Linked DNA regions of Mus musculus: regions 2 and 3 are each linked to region 1. Evidence: chromatin loops called from intact Hi-C (ENCODE). Cell type or tissue: heart. All regions are shown on one strand. Region 1 has its middle 33 kb from the start of Gm41031. Region 2 overlaps Arhgef28 (Rho guanine nucleotide exchange factor (GEF) 28). Region 3 overlaps Arhgef28 (Rho guanine nucleotide exchange factor (GEF) 28).

The links. Peaks named below come from ENCODE experiments on the same cell type or tissue, not always from the same donor. Only the 100,000 strongest peaks of a DNase experiment are listed, where the experiment ranks them.
Region 2: a loop joins it to region 1, with 2.1 times the contacts of the local background. A loop is called at or near these places in 4 of 42 quality-filtered maps.
Region 3: it touches region 1 in a loop (2.0-fold over the local background); 2 of 42 quality-filtered maps call a loop at or near these places.

Annotation. Positions count from the first base shown.
Region 1 is chr13:97,856,614-97,861,613 of GRCm38, forward strand. No RefSeq gene overlaps it. Among named protein-coding and RNA genes, the nearest start is that of Gm41031, 33 kb to the left of the region's middle. In heart, no CTCF peak of the experiment used is centred here; a DNase peak (open chromatin) is centred at 2,688; H3K27ac peaks cover 467 bases.
Region 2 is chr13:97,936,557-97,941,556 of GRCm38, forward strand. Arhgef28 (Rho guanine nucleotide exchange factor (GEF) 28) reads right to left here. Exons shown (of 36, transcript NM_012026.2): 31 at 2,904-3,004; 32 at 267-305; 33 at 119-166. Among named protein-coding and RNA genes, the nearest start is that of Gm34388, 45 kb to the left of the region's middle. In heart, CTCF peaks have their summits at 1,591 (motif pointing left), 2,526 (motif pointing left) and 3,157 (motif pointing right); DNase peaks (open chromatin) are centred at 2,505, 3,125 and 4,725; H3K27ac peaks cover 387 bases.
Region 3 is chr13:97,909,796-97,914,795 of GRCm38, forward strand. All of the region lies in intron 35 of Arhgef28 (Rho guanine nucleotide exchange factor (GEF) 28), which reads right to left. Among named protein-coding and RNA genes, the nearest start is that of Gm34388, 18 kb to the left of the region's middle. In heart, no CTCF peak of the experiment used is centred here; no DNase peak of the experiment used is centred here.

The DNA.
Region 1 (5,000 bases):
GCTCTTCCAGAGGTCCAGAGTTTAATTCCCAGCAACCACATGGTGGCTCAGTACCATCTGCAATGGGATCTGATGTCCTCTTCTGGTGTGTCTGAAGAGAGTGACAGTGCATTCACAATCAATCAATCAATCAATCAATCAATCAATAAGAAACAAAACAAAACCATGTCTCCTAATCTGACCCGTTCTTTGTGTTCATGAAATGGAAGACAGAGGAAGTAGGTATCTTAGGGAGATGAGCAGGTTTCAAACCTTTCTCTCTCATTTTATTCCAAAGGTCAAGGTCTTTTACCACCCTGTACTTTAGTTTGCTAATCTACAAAATGGGAGATGGTGTCTGCTGCAAGACACCAGGGGACCAATAAGAGTCAGTGTGTTGGGTTTTGCCCAGTGCCTGCCTGGAGAACAATCAGTGAGTGATTTCTTTATCAACCTTGAGGGGAAATGGTAGTATGTAGGAAGATCCACATTGGTGGGAGGAAGGCTTTGGGATGGAAGGGTTCCTTTCCTAGCCTTCAGAATCTTCATCCAGAACCATGGGCATCTGAAATCCTTCCCAGTCTCATTCTTGAGAAGGCACTATATTAGCATATGAGCCCAGACCCTGATGAGTACCCATTGGAACTGTCATTCTGGATGCAGTCTTGGATTGCAAGACATAGCAGACAAAGTTCTCACCAGCTGAGATGAGAAGAGAATGTTCGCTGAGCAAGGAATCAGGATTTAGCTCTGTCTATCACAGAGAGATGAGGGTGGCACCAGGGGAACATCTCTGTGTGCCTAAGCTCCTGATGGCTGTGTGAGAAGCCAGCTGGTGACACTCTGGTCTTGAAGAGGCCAGAGCTGGTATTCTCCAACATAGGGTTAAGCCCAGGATCCAACTGTGTGTACCCTGAGACCCAGTTCCCTCTCCAACTCTGCACATCACAGGGATTCACAATGAATCCTTCTTGCTTCCTACTGTGGTTTTTTTCTGCACTAAAAGGCTTTGGCTTCCAGGCTGCTTGTCTATTTATAGGTTAGCAAGCTGTGTTCCCATTGTTTGGGGTCATATAAAAAGATAATGGTTATTTCACCTTGCAGACCTGTGTGTACATGCCAAGGACTGATTTCATTATCCGTCATCGCGGAAGGGTAAGAGGGTGTTGTGTGAAATTTTCTAGGTCAAGAGGTATGGAAACACTTATATGTAACAGATAAGACACCAGTGACCAAATAAACTATTTAATCTAAGCCTGCCTTGGTAAGTCAATGGATTTCTTCGGATGACTTTCAGGAGTGTAGGTGAAAGTCTACATTTAGGAGAATGGGTAACTTAATGGTAGCTGTCTGTTATCACTAAAGTCTCACTTGACCACGGGAGGCCCCATCTCCTCCAACCACTTCCTGTATACTCTAGACACTCCCCTAAGACTATGCACAGCTAGAGAAGACTATATATGTAGCTGAGTGGAGCTGGAAAGAACAGGAAGCTCAAGTGAGAATCCTCCTTCCCCTTCTGTGGGGAACTGTAATAGGTTTGATCTTGTGAGAGTTTGCTCTGGGTCAAGCTGAACGTGTAATGCCTGGAGAACAGAGTTGCACTGCAGCGGCCAGCTCTTCTAGACTAACGTTTAGCTGGCACTGCCTACGGGATGAATACTCTGTGTAGTTTTTAATGGGGAAGCAGAAGCCCTCAGGGAGATCAACAATAGACTGATCTTCATCATACTCAAAACTAAGCAAGAGCTTTCTAAGATCCGGACTGTGCCTCCTAGGACAAATGGCAGGGGACTGTGCGTTTTCCTTAGACATCGCCTTTGATGATGGGCATTATCATCTGGTTGAACCTAGGCTATTCTTACTTCTTGCTTTGGAGGCTGAGAATCCCACCACTCTTTTTCCCAGACTCCCCTGAGGGTAGGGTGGCCATGGATCTGATGCTGAACTGTGGGAGAGAAGAGGAGGCCTGGTGGTTTATGAGGTTTTTGCTAGGTTGACTGCAGACATGAACAGGTACCTCCTAATCCCCTTCTCATCTCTGTGAGACTGAAAGGAGGACCTCATACATAGACCTGCAGCAGCGACCTTGTGACCACGAGATAGGAAGCATGCTGGAAAAATCACAAAAGAATTGCAAGCATTTCAGACTCTCTCTCTCTCTCTCTCTCTCTCTCTCTCTCTCTCTCTCTCTCTTTCTCTCTCTCTCTCTCTTCCATGTCTCCTCCCCCCCCCACTTCTCTTTGTGTCTTTGTGTCTCTCTCCAGGGTTTTTCTGTGTAGCCTTGGCTGGCCTGGAGCTAGCTCTGTATTCCAAGTTGGCATCGAACTCAGAAATCTGCCTTCTTCTGCCTCCTGAGTGATGAGATTAAAGGTGTGCACCACCACCTCCAGGCCAAAAACTCTCTCTTAGGACTCTTCTTAAATTTGATGTATGGAAAGAAAGATAAATCCTGAGTTGTTGAAGCCACTGCAAAGTGAATTCTTGTTACATGTGTCTCATGTGCCTTTCCTTTTTTTTTTTTTTTTTTTTTTCAGAAATGTAGAACATTGGTTGGACAGGATGGGAGTCATGGGGATAAAAGAGGAAGGAGCCGAGACTTGGAAGCCTTCCTTGTTGGCTGCTGTTGGCGAAGCAGGTCAGGACAACCAGAACTGATTTGCTCTGGGGGCTGCTGTGTGCTGCTCTGTCCTGGGAAGGGTGCCCTTTGCACATCTGGCCCGGCCCTCCAGACTCTGGAGTATGGTCTTGGGGCTTCCAAGTCCCTCCTTCAATCCCTGCATTCTTTCTGCCTCCTATGTTTTAGCATAAGTATTAAGTGGCTTAGGGAGTATCATTGTTTTACATTTCAGCAGAAGAGAAAAAGAGCAATTAAGTAGTCATAGAGGGATCATTAAACATCCGACACAGCAAGCCAAGGTAACTTCTTCCTGAGTTGTTTTGGCCCAACCTTTATAAAAGCCATTGCCAAAATGTTCACCCTATAGCTAGTTTCTCCTTATTAAAAAGCTGTCTGCTGAGTGTGGAGTTGAGAAAAAAAACCAAGGCTAGACCACTGGGACAGTGGAAGGTCCACAGTGAAGTGGGACATTGCCTACTGGAAAGATTAACTAGAAGTCTAGAGCATGGTCCCTAGTTACTCATTATGGCGGGGCCAGCGCATTTCATGTAATCTGCCGAGTGTTTGCACAGCTTTAGGGACTTGGCCTGGCTGGGGCAGGGAGAGAATGAAGGAAGGACAGACACAGGAGAAACCACAGACACACATATGCAGAAGAGCTGGTATGCTCTCTGATGGAGGAACCTGAGCATCCCGGAAGCTCAGCCTGTTTACTATATATCGTTGAACAGGGGGGTGGCTTATTGCATACAGCTGAACAAGCCTGTGGGGCTGTTACACACAGATAGGAAAGCCCAGATTTTACATAGAGCTGAGCCAGGAGGCAGGCTTAGCTCATCTCAGTAGGATTGGCCTCTGTAGGAGAGCAGTCTTTAAGCCAGAGACATCTGGGGGACAAAGCTACAGTGGAAATATTCTACATAGCCGATCAGTGCTCTCACTAGGTCCCTGTAGAAAGGCTTTGAGCCTCACCCAGGGCAGGCTTTGTCACTCCCATAGGCCTGAGGCGCTGGGTTCCTTGACTTGGTCAATGTAGTAACTACACACATTCACTCAGTACTTTGTTCCTCAGCGTTTCCTCTGCTTTCCACAGGACCCATTCAAACTGAACCCAGTGGCCATTCTTTCCACCTTTCATCCTACTTGATAAGCTCTTGACTCAAGACTCTAAACTTTAGAGCCCAGTCAGGTACAGGACTCACACTCACGCTGCCTGCCCGGGCTCCCTCAGCCTTGTCTCAGGGTATTGGCATATGAGAGAATCTCATGTAGTACAGGCTGATCTCTAATTGACTGTGCAGTCAACAATGACCTTGACCCATGGTCCTCCTGCCTATATCTCCCAAGGGCTGGAATTAGAGATGTACATCACCACACCCAGCTTTCTCTTTTCTTCTGAACCTTGCAAAAAATTTGCAGATCGAGTGGTGTGGATCTGGACATCTGTCTGGGACATTGCGGGAATGAAGAAAGGGAAGACCCGGGTCCTGAGTTCAAATCCCAGCAACCACATGGTGGCTCACAACCATCCGCAATGAGATCTGATGCCCTCTTCTGGTGTGCCTGAAGACAGCTACAGTGTGCTTACAGAGAATAATAAATAAACCTTTTAAAAGAAAAAAGAAAAAAAAAAAAAGAAAGGGAAGACTCGCAGATACATGTACAGAAAAGCTGGAGCCAGCTGCAGTGTACACACTCTGATGGAAGGGCACCTACTAATGGCACACCCCTGAACCTTAGCTTGCTTATTTTGGACAGTACAGTGGGGAGGGGGTGGCTACTCTTGGAGGGACGTTCTTGTAAGTCAGCAGTCTCAGACTGTGAACACATGGGAGGAGGAGGAGGAGGAAGAGGAGGAGGAGGAGGAGGAGGAGGAGGAGGAGGAAGTTGTAGTTGTATTTCTAGTCTTTTTACTCACGGAGTACTCGCTCACACATAAACCTCTTTGAAAACCATTGCCAGAACCTAAGCCATCCTTTGCTGTATGAGGAACCGAGGCCTTAGCATCCTCGACATGGCCTTGCCCGTGAATAATGCACATTCCCTCAGGACTTGCTCCACTCAGACTTCCTCTGCTCCCTACAGTTTTATGCTGTCTGTCTGTCTGTCTGTCTGTCTTTACATTGCAGTCATTTTCGTTGAGTGTTTTTCATTGCAGAGATTAAAGCAATCTCTTTATTTCTGGGTAGGCTAAAAGGTTTCTTCTGAAATCAGCCTTTGGACTCTCTACATAATATATTGATTGTATGTGGAATACATAGAGATCTAAGCCTTATCACCTCAAGAAGGATGCCATCATTGATGTGCCACTCACTGGGTCACTGCAAGAGCCCAGGTGACAAGCACTACTCAACACCACATCAGTCTGAGGGGTTTTGATACAGTTGAAGTGTCAGAGGAC
Region 2 (5,000 bases), 80 kb after region 1:
TGGCACTCTTGTTGGATGGCTTACGGCCTTTCAAATGTTCTAATTTCTGAGGTCTGGAAATCATCAGTGCACGTTAAAAGAAACGTTCACAAGGTTGAAATTACAGGAGAGTCGTTACCTGAAGGCTGTAGAGGAGACGCGTTAAATTCTGTATTGCTTGTATAATCTGGGGGTATAAGAAAGATTACATGTGTCAAGTTCTTGAAAAACTTCCTTAGCCACGACTTGAGAAAGGATGCTATATGTTTAAAGCATGCGTAGCTCACCTCTGACTGTGAAGAACCGGAGAAACTTCTATATTCCACCTAAAACACATAAAAACACGAGAAAATGAACAGCCACCCGACGTTTGGAAGCTATCAAGTATTCCTGATCTATGGGCTTCCCTGTCTCAACTCCATCACCTCGGCTACAGTAACCATCTCCTCCCAGGCTGGAGAATTAAGCAGCCATTTGACAATACAGGTCTCACTCGTTCAAACTCAGAGGTGTGTGACAACTCTTACCCAACCATCCCTTACCATGGCATAGATGATGGTAAAGAAACGCCAGGGGAGGTTGTTGCACCTGGCTCTCTGGGGGCTACAGGACAGCACAGGGACTCTAGCTCCCCGATATCAACGTTGGAGAATCATGATACCCAAGTAGCCGGTGGTTAGAGAGAGACGGCCCAAGGGAAGCGCTTAGTTGGTGTCTCCAGATCCCACCTCAATTCATCACCAGCCAGCTCCAAACCCATGAGTGAAGCCAGAGGATGCTGGCCATCTTGTCCTTGGGGATGGATGGGGCCTCAGACTTTGTCTCTTTCACACCAGGGAACATCGGGGAATATGTACATGCGGAGAGCTCTAGTTCCCAAAATTGCATTAAGCATTTGTTTATGTGCCGTATGGCTTCTCCCATTAGTAAACCAATTTATGTATTGAATATTATATCTGCAAACCTAAGGCTGGTGTTTCACATTGTAAGGGACACTCAACAAATAAATGAGTATAAGTTACACTTGCTCGCATTCTCTTTAATAAGTAGCCATGAATGCTACAAACTCCACATTTTGTGAACTAGGAAACCATTCATTTCCCTAGCCTCTAAGAGCCTACAGCCTCCTGGATGATGCTTGCTTCTGTCTGAGCACACGTCATGTTCAGCCCTAAACAAAGTCAACCATGTTGCTTCAAGGAGGCTGGGAGCTTAAGCTGCTGGTGAGCGAGCCCCATTTCCTTTGCCTTCATACTGTCACTACAGACTTTGTTGCTAATCAGTCCATTAACAGGGAAGGGACAAAGGTAGAATAGAGAGAAGCATGTCGGTACTTTAGAACTCTGCCCAAATGTACGGAATATACTCTGGTTTGGTGGTTAAGTTCTTGCGTTTCCTATGAGCCCTTCTTGGCCCATCCACTGCTTTAGTGGAAAAACAAAAAACAAAAACAAAAAACCATGATATTTCCAAATTTTATATTCTACCAAGAAGCAAACATGTAGAAATGGGTTGGATTGTGCGACATTTGGTTACTGCTCGAACCTCTGGGTTTGGGAAGACAGAAGAAAGTGTACATTGTCTTTTTAATGGACTTCATGCGCCACCTGGTGGTGGTACTGTATAACTACAGTTGATCCATGCGAGGAGAATTTCTACCCTTGGGTATTGTTTTTAATTCTTTCAGAATTTTGTTTTAATCTAATCTTTTAAAGGACGCTGACGCCAAGACATCACTATATACTTGCTTTATCTGTTTATTTCCATTCTCAAAAGGCCCCATCAAGTGTCAGAGTTTCCAGAGGTTAAAACCTGAACTCACTTCTCCACCTGTAACTGAGTCAGGAGTCAGAGTCAAGCCATTTTCTGTGCAGAACTAGGCTGCATCGACCAATTATCTTTCTTCCCAAACAACCTAGGAGCGATTGTAAGCTACTGGCTTCACGCTTCAAAGTGAAGATCACACGGAGAAGCGCAGACAAGCTAAGGCAAACTAGCTCAAAGCTTACAATCAGAGTAAGTAGAGTAAAATTCTGTATTCATAAATTAACTTGGGCCTCTGAGCTTTGCAAATGAATACTAAGTCAGAGCTGACTTTTCTGTGAAGTTCTGAGAGCCAGACTGGTTCTGTCCTATGCCACGTATCTGGAAAACATGTAACAGTAAGATGTTGCATCTGTAACATGTCGTAGTCCCACACTGGTGCGCATTAATACTTGGTAATGGAGCTAAATCAATGCTAGACAAAGTAAAAACCCTTGACCTGACTCCCCACCTCCCAGGAGCACCGAGCTCTTCCTCCCCTCTTATGAAATCACACACGTCAAGCTAATAGGAAGCTGTATGCATATAATTTCTACACAGAGAGGTCCAGCCTACATATATTAGGAATCAGAGAACATCGTAGCACGGGCAAAGGGTGGTTACGTGGATTCCAAGTCTGCGAGAGGAAGGTGGGATACAGGTGAAGAGCAGAGGATCACAGTAGAGAACAGAAGCAAGACGTCCCAAAGTGGAAATCAGTTCAGCTCACGGGCGCCATCTGGTGGTGAAGCGTCCCAGTGTCGGGTCACCTCTCAAACAGGGAGTTGCCAGAAGCAGTGAGAAAAGCAAAGGTTTGCAATGCAGAGAGTAGGCCGGAAGTCAGAGAGTGCAGACACACATATACACAGGAGGGTTGTCAAGCTTTTCGTTTTGGTTTTTAATAACGTCTCAGTTGATTTTCTTTTTAACATGATATATAAAAACCACGAACATTTAAAGAAGAAATAGTTTAGAAAGTTTCAATATAGATATTTAAATAAATCAGAAACAATTCAGAAAAAGGTATTTTCAATCCACTCATTGCCAGAGAGCTGAATCTACTTTGTATACAAAAGCAATAGGTTCTGGTTACTAGCAAGTTGGTTAACAATTAACAATACCTTCTCCCCTGCATCAGAGACTGCCAAGTCGGTTACCACACCCTGGAGCCCGGGATCCACATCCCAACAGCCTCTTCCTTCTGTCCCTTCTGTGACTAATGCTGGAAGCACGCCATTGAGACAGAAACAAAAAGGACAACATCAAACGTCAGCCGGCCAATTACATTCTTCTGCCCACAACTGAAGCACACTTCAAAAAAAGGAGTCATCACGAGATAATACATACTGAATGAACCTACAGGGGGCGCTAGAGATCGCAAGGAAGCCCGCAGTCCCTGCTCTCCCGGAGCTTACAGGCTAAGAGACACCAAGCAGCATCCTTTGCCACCTGCCATTTTAACTGCGCTTCTTTCTTGGGCTCATGTGTCCATGGGCTGTTTGTGGTACCGAGTCTACATCTCGCTTTCATTTAATAGGACAAAGCTGCCTGGGAAAGAAGTAATTTAAAACAGGTGCCCAGTGGAATTACAGCAAGGTCTCTTGGCAGACCCAGGTCCATAAAAGGCTCCCTCGAGGCCAGTACAAGAGCAGCAGCTGATGGACAAGGTTTAGAACGCAGGTCCAGAGGGCACTGATCTAAGAAGGCTGGAGGCAGCTAACACTTTATGGTCTCAGAGTCATAAAAACTGAGAGCCTGCCTCAGTTTCTCCTCATTTCCAGCTTTGCTCACACTTCCCACTTAAGCTTTAACACTGTAAATACATTTGACCTAGGAAAACACATCCAGAGATGTTAAGTACCAAATACAAATTTACCTTTACCGGTGAAACCTCGGTCGGCAGGATTTCATCATTGCTTTATGGATTTCAGTTAAAACTTAGGCTATGTTCACCTTTTCCTGACTTAAACCAGGCTTCTCAAGGCTGCTCCACCCCACCCCACCCCCAACTTCATTGGAGCAATATCTGACCAGGATCCTGACCAAAATACTCATTTTGTGATGTTTATAAACTTCTTTTAAAAATATGGTATCATCACGCATCTTTATTTCTAACAAGGGGCTGCCCCTTTCTCTTTGTTTAAATTTTAAAAATCACATGTATCACCATTAGGAAACAGCAGCTGCCCAGGATTCCAGAAAGCCTCTTCTAAGCCAGAGTTTTCTGTGAGTGGGAACCACTTCGAATGAACCCAGTGAAAAGCCAAGGTCACCCGGTGCAAGCGAGCACTTCTTAGGCAAGGATGTTGGAGGGACAATTTATAGCAACTTTTCCTAACGCCTAAAGAGACAGTCAAGCCATCTCCAAACCAGGAGCCAGTCTGTTCCTCTTGCCCACTTCCTCACATTAACAGTTAAACGTTGGAGGAAGCTAAGATGGGGCCGAGCAGAGGTAGAAGGGGAGTTTCCAGAAGTTTCTGCACCCTCAGGCATAGCTTCAGGGTGGGCAACAGGGTCTCCACTGGACTGACCATTCTGGACAGTAGAGTATAATAGTCTCCTTTGGTAAGTGTACTCATGAGCTTGTAACCTCAGACCGACAGGGGCTCGCTTCACAAAGGCCCTCCCTGAAGCCCACTGCAAAGCTACTCTGGTCCTTCTTTGAGGGATCCTCTTCTGCCCTTAACAACTGTATAAAGAGACCAAACTCTCAGAGCACCGTAATCCAAGCCAAGCCAAAAAGGATGGCTTCTGGCATACAGGTTCACCCCATGCCTGATCCTAACGGCAGGGCAGGCTGTTCTAGGTCTAGCAAATGGGTGTAGATTCTGTAGGATTCGGACAGGGAGAACCCTCACTGGCCTGCCTGAAGGGAGGAGAGGACCTGGGGAGGGCTCCAAACAGCTGCAGGGCACAGAGGAGCCTCCCAGCTGTCCCTGGGGCGGGGCTGATGGCGGCAAACCCTCAGTATTTTTAGAGAGCACTTCCTCAATGGCATAATGTGGCTCTTCTAAAGGAAATCACCCAGAGCAGTACAACTCCCTTGATGAATCTGGCCGGTCGAAATGAAAAACATATGTGCACATTCTGAAAATAGAAAGCCAGGGTTAAATAAAGCAGAATTTGGGAGGGGAAAATAATTTTGGGTGCTTGTAATAAAACAAAAACCAAAAAAAAAAAAAAAAAAGAATAGAACTAAAAAGTTATACTGCCCCTAG
Region 3 (5,000 bases), 53 kb after region 1:
ATAAGAACTATGCAGCTTCCTCTTGCATAAGGCAAGGAATGCACTGGCCTTCATAGGTTGGAAGAGTATGTATCACACACATGCATAAATGCATACACTGAAGCAGAAAAGCCGGCTATAGAAAGACCTGTATGTAATAGTCACACAAACAGGTTCGAAAACATTGTAAGGAATCCTAACTATGGAACTGATTCTGAAATGTTTACTTACAAGAATAAAAAAAAAAAAAATGTGTTTGACATATGGGATATGGATGCACATCCCTGCCTAGGGAAGAGAGTGAAAACAGCATGTAGAGATGATATTCACAATAGCTCGGGTGTTAGTCAGCTCTGAAGAAGAAACTGAGAGTCACAGGAGGACAAACAGCCTTCTTTGTAAGTCACCATTCCCTGGGAAGAAAACGCAGCGACCTGAAGCAAACGTGGCCAACCGGTGCTAAGCGCTCACCGCGTGGCTAGCCTTTCCATTCTCTACATTTCCGGTCCTCATGACTAAACCTTCTATAGTAATGAATGCATTAAACACACAGGAAGGAACCTGCTGTTGCAAAGTAGTGTTTACCTCAGTAGCTTATTTTTAATAACTGGAAAAACGCACACATGATATTTGTGAAACTACTGGAAAATTAATCGTACAGCTGTCACACATTGATATGGAATTCCTGTCAATTTTTTTCCCCTAGGTGTGGTGATGGTGTTAAAAAAAACATTGACATCAGAGATTCCTTTAGGGGAAGATCGTGTGGTGAATATCTGAAATATAAAGGCCTGTGATGCTGTATTTTAATTGTTCAAGCTATATGAAGCAATTCTAGATTAGATTTTGTAACTGGTGTTTATATTTGGTTTTCAGAAGTTACTCTGAGGTATGAATGTGCATCTTAAAGACACTATGTTAAACTTATTTAATCCACACTTAAAGCATTTGTTATAAATTGAAAATAGTTCTACGGTATATTTTATTTGCAGCAATCATATGTGCAAATAACCATCACTAGGCGAATAAAATAAAATGTATTTTTTTAAAGTGCCTTATCTAGTAGAGACATTTATTGAAATGTTCAGGGCTTAATATATACGTATGGAAATGTTTACAATTTACTTTAAATACAGAATTGACGGAGGTGGGAATCTGAATGAAACATGGCGAGCCGAAATGTGGTGATGGTATGTGAGGAATTCCTACACTCCTCTGTTAATTTTGGGTCTGTTTGAAACCGTTTGTGACATATCCAGGTAGACAAGGGGTGTGTTCATCCTAAATAACACAGAGCAGTCAAACCCTGGCATGACTGGGAGGAGGGAAAGAGAAGTCAAGGATGAAGTACCACACAGCTACAGGCGGTATCCGCATGGTACCGGATCTTTCTGCGGCTCCTGGGAGTTTCTAAGCACAACAACAACAGAGCAGGCGGTCTGGAAACCGCCAGCAGCTTGACACTACCCACGCTGAAAGAGTTACGCTTCTCATTTTGCTGAGAGAAGAATCATTCCTCTGCCAGCTGAATAAGGCAGGAAGTCAACCTAGGAATTTTAATGCTGCGTTTACTGCTTGCTGGTTCAGTAGAGGGGAAAGCAGCTGCTAAAACTCTCCAGCATCCCAGACTTGGCCTTTCCCTTTAATCCAGAAGAAGGCAAGCAATTTAGTCAAACACACCCATGCTAATTAGTTCTACCTGCTACTTCGTAATTATGCTATTACCAGATTTTTAAAAATGAAATCCAATTCTTTGTTTTCAGTGCCTATGAATGAGGGTTTTCCCCTCTTGATTAATTACAAAATGACGGATGTTGAAGAATTTGCAGGCCCATCCTTTTTTGAAAAATTGGCTTTCTATTGTGCAATATAGGGTTTTGTTTTGTTTTTTGCTCCATAGTTTTTAATGAGAAACATTAACTTGGTAATTCTCATTTGTTTAAAATGACATTTGCTAAGAAGCCAAATCCTGAAGTATCACTTCTAATTACAGCCTTGAGTTTATGTCTCTCAAAAAGATTATAATTTAAAAAGCACGGTGTAATTGTAATACACAGCAAGTGTGTATGGTTTGAACAAGGTCTCATACCTTGGTTCTCTCCAAGCTTGTTATCATAGCAAAGATTACTACATTTTTAAACATTAAAATGAAAATACTTTAGGAATTACATAATTACAAAAGTAGGAAGTTTATAGGAAAGAGGGAAACATTAAGATTTTTTTTTCTTTTAAATGATTGAAACAGCAATCAAAAGCAAGCCAGGTGTTGTGGGGCATACCTGTAATCCCAACACTGTGGGGAACGAAGCAGAACTACTGTGAAGTTAAAGATTAAACTTCACATGGGGATGAGGGAAGAAAGAGAGAGAGAGAATATGAATATGAATGAAAATGATTATCTCTTTGGAAACATCTCTCTCAAGAGAGCTGACTTAAGGCTGTCTTGTAAATAAGCACAGAAAATGGAGCTATGTACCTGTTGATATTTGTATTTCCTGACCTGTGACCCCAGACCAGAGCTGAAGGAAAGCCACCTAGCAGCCTTTGCTTATCTAGGTGATAAAGATGACCAAGGTTGTCTAGTAAGTTCCTCTTTTGACACAGATCTGTTTCTTTGACAAACAATTCTATTCAAGAAACAACACCCATCTGGCCAGATGATTTTACTCCTTATTAGTGAAAGACAAGAGCAGAAGTCATGTTTGGTAGCCTCGGGTACTCCCTTCAGTCATGTTTGGTAGCCTCGGGTACTCCCTTCAGTCATGTTTGGTAGCCTCGGGTACTCCCTTCAGTCATGTTTGGTAGTCTCGGGTACTCCCTTCAGTCATGTTTGGTAGCCTCGGGTACTCCCTTCAGGACTGACATTCCCTGCTGCTGTGCTGAAGACCTTCAAGCTTGTGGCCATGGAGTTGCCGGTCCCCTTGTAGAATAACAAGGCAGAAATGCAGCTAAGTTCAATAGGTGGGCCATCCTGCTCAGTGGCTAATGAACACCACTCTGATGCATAGCATCAAAAACTCTCTAGAACAGAATAGGTTCCTGATGTGGTGGCCAGGACAGGTTTCGGGGGAGAAGAAGGCGTCTGAACTGAACCTCAAATGTTCACCATGGTGTCAACAGCCTTTCATGGAAGGTCAGTCCAGTGAAGTGTACAGTCATTGTAACAGGGCAACGCTAGATGTCACGAGCAAAGGTGTCCTGTTTGTATGAAGTGTGGGGGACTAAAGAGGAAGAGAGGGTCTGCAATAGAAGAGAAGGGAAGTTTTAACTTCAAAAGATTTTGTAAGGCTTGGCGACTCCTAGTGATCAAGTCTCCTTTACAGTTCCACATCAACTGCATTGCTAGCTTCTCTTCCCCTACCACCCTGACACACAAGAGGCTCACTCAAAAGCAGAGTGAGAACAGGGGGAGCTGTGTTCCCCCATTCTTTGCCTGACCTTAGTGAACCTGCATAAGTCAGAGCATCCCTGCCCCACTTAATGAACAAAGCATTTGTTTGTGGTCAGAGGGTATTTCAGAATGAAGTCGAATTTGAGTATCTCATTCATTTATCTTTCTATAAACATTGAGTCCCTACTGTGTGCCCTTCACTGGGATGAGCAACACTGAATCCCTACTGTGTGTCAGTCACTGGGCTGAGCAACAATGAGTCCCTACTGTGTACCCTTCTCTGGTCTGGGCAACACTAAGTTCCAACTGTGTGCCAGTCACTTGGCTAGGCTACACTGAGTCCCTACTGTGTGCCCTTACTGGGCTGGGCATTAGGAAGCAATGTGAAATTGATCTGTGCTTAGTACCCAAGAGACTTAACAGTGACAAGGTTACTTTCAAAACCTCCCCATGCTTTCTTTATGTTAACCAGGCACCTACCCCAACAGTTATTCCACTCTTGGGCACTTATTTGAGAGATATAAAAACACAATTTACAAAATACATAAAAACTAGAGGCAGGCCAGGTATAGTCATCAACAGATTGCTCTGTAAAACAAAGAAACCTGTCACAGGCCCATGCAGTCACGTGGATACATCTCAAAAATAACATGACCGGCAAAAAACAAGCCAGGCACACAGAAAGCTATGGGCTGACTGATTCCATTACATTCTAGAAAAGCAAAATTAGCCTGTGGTGACGGGAAGCATAGGTGTGGTCTCCGCTGGTCTGAGGCTTGACCGAGAAAGAGCCTAAGTGGGCTCTCCGGGTTGATAGATATGTTTGGTACCTTGCTATTCTTTCTCTAAAACTTGATGGCCAAGTAAACGGCTAAGAATTTTACTAAATGTAATTTATATCTTGACATATTGATATGCTATATAAAGCACCACACTGTCTGGAGGGGAATACAGGGGCAACTTTGTGGAAGGAAACCAAAGTTTCTGTTTGCTTCCACAGAGCCACGTGTGAGGGACTCCTGACCCTAGCTAAGGATGTCTGGAGAGGCCCTTGGAAGAAAATGGCCCAGAGTAACTCTGAAGGAGGAGGAGGGGTGGGATATGAGGTCAAAGTGTAAAGAAGTGAGGATACTCATGACAGAGAAAACTGATGAGCCTTGGGTACCAGTCTGCGGCAGAAAGGAGCCAGAACACCTTGACTGGATAGTAGTTCCTTTATCATCTTTACCATCAGGGAAAAAAGACTGAAATTCTATGAGGCTGCATGACTAAAAGCTGGATCTTGCCTCTAGGATCCACATAACTTCCTGTGCTTCCTCAAGTTGATCAACTTCCACACACAGAAGGCCTTCGTGAGCCAATAAGGCTGAGCCAGCCCTTGACAGCATCCCCAGTATGGAGCCGGGGTGTGCTTATGTATGGGGCTGTTGTAAACAAAACCCTGTCTGAAGTTCATTGTGCCTGGTTTGGGTTGCAAAACACAACCCCTGTACCAAATTAGGCTGAGATATGTCATTTGGATTTCAAGTGTTCCCAAGGGGGTGGGGGGGGGGGACGACTGTATTTGAAGGGTGTGTCACATGCAAGAAATTTGATTTCAACATTCAGTGACATCAGTATTTCCAAAAGA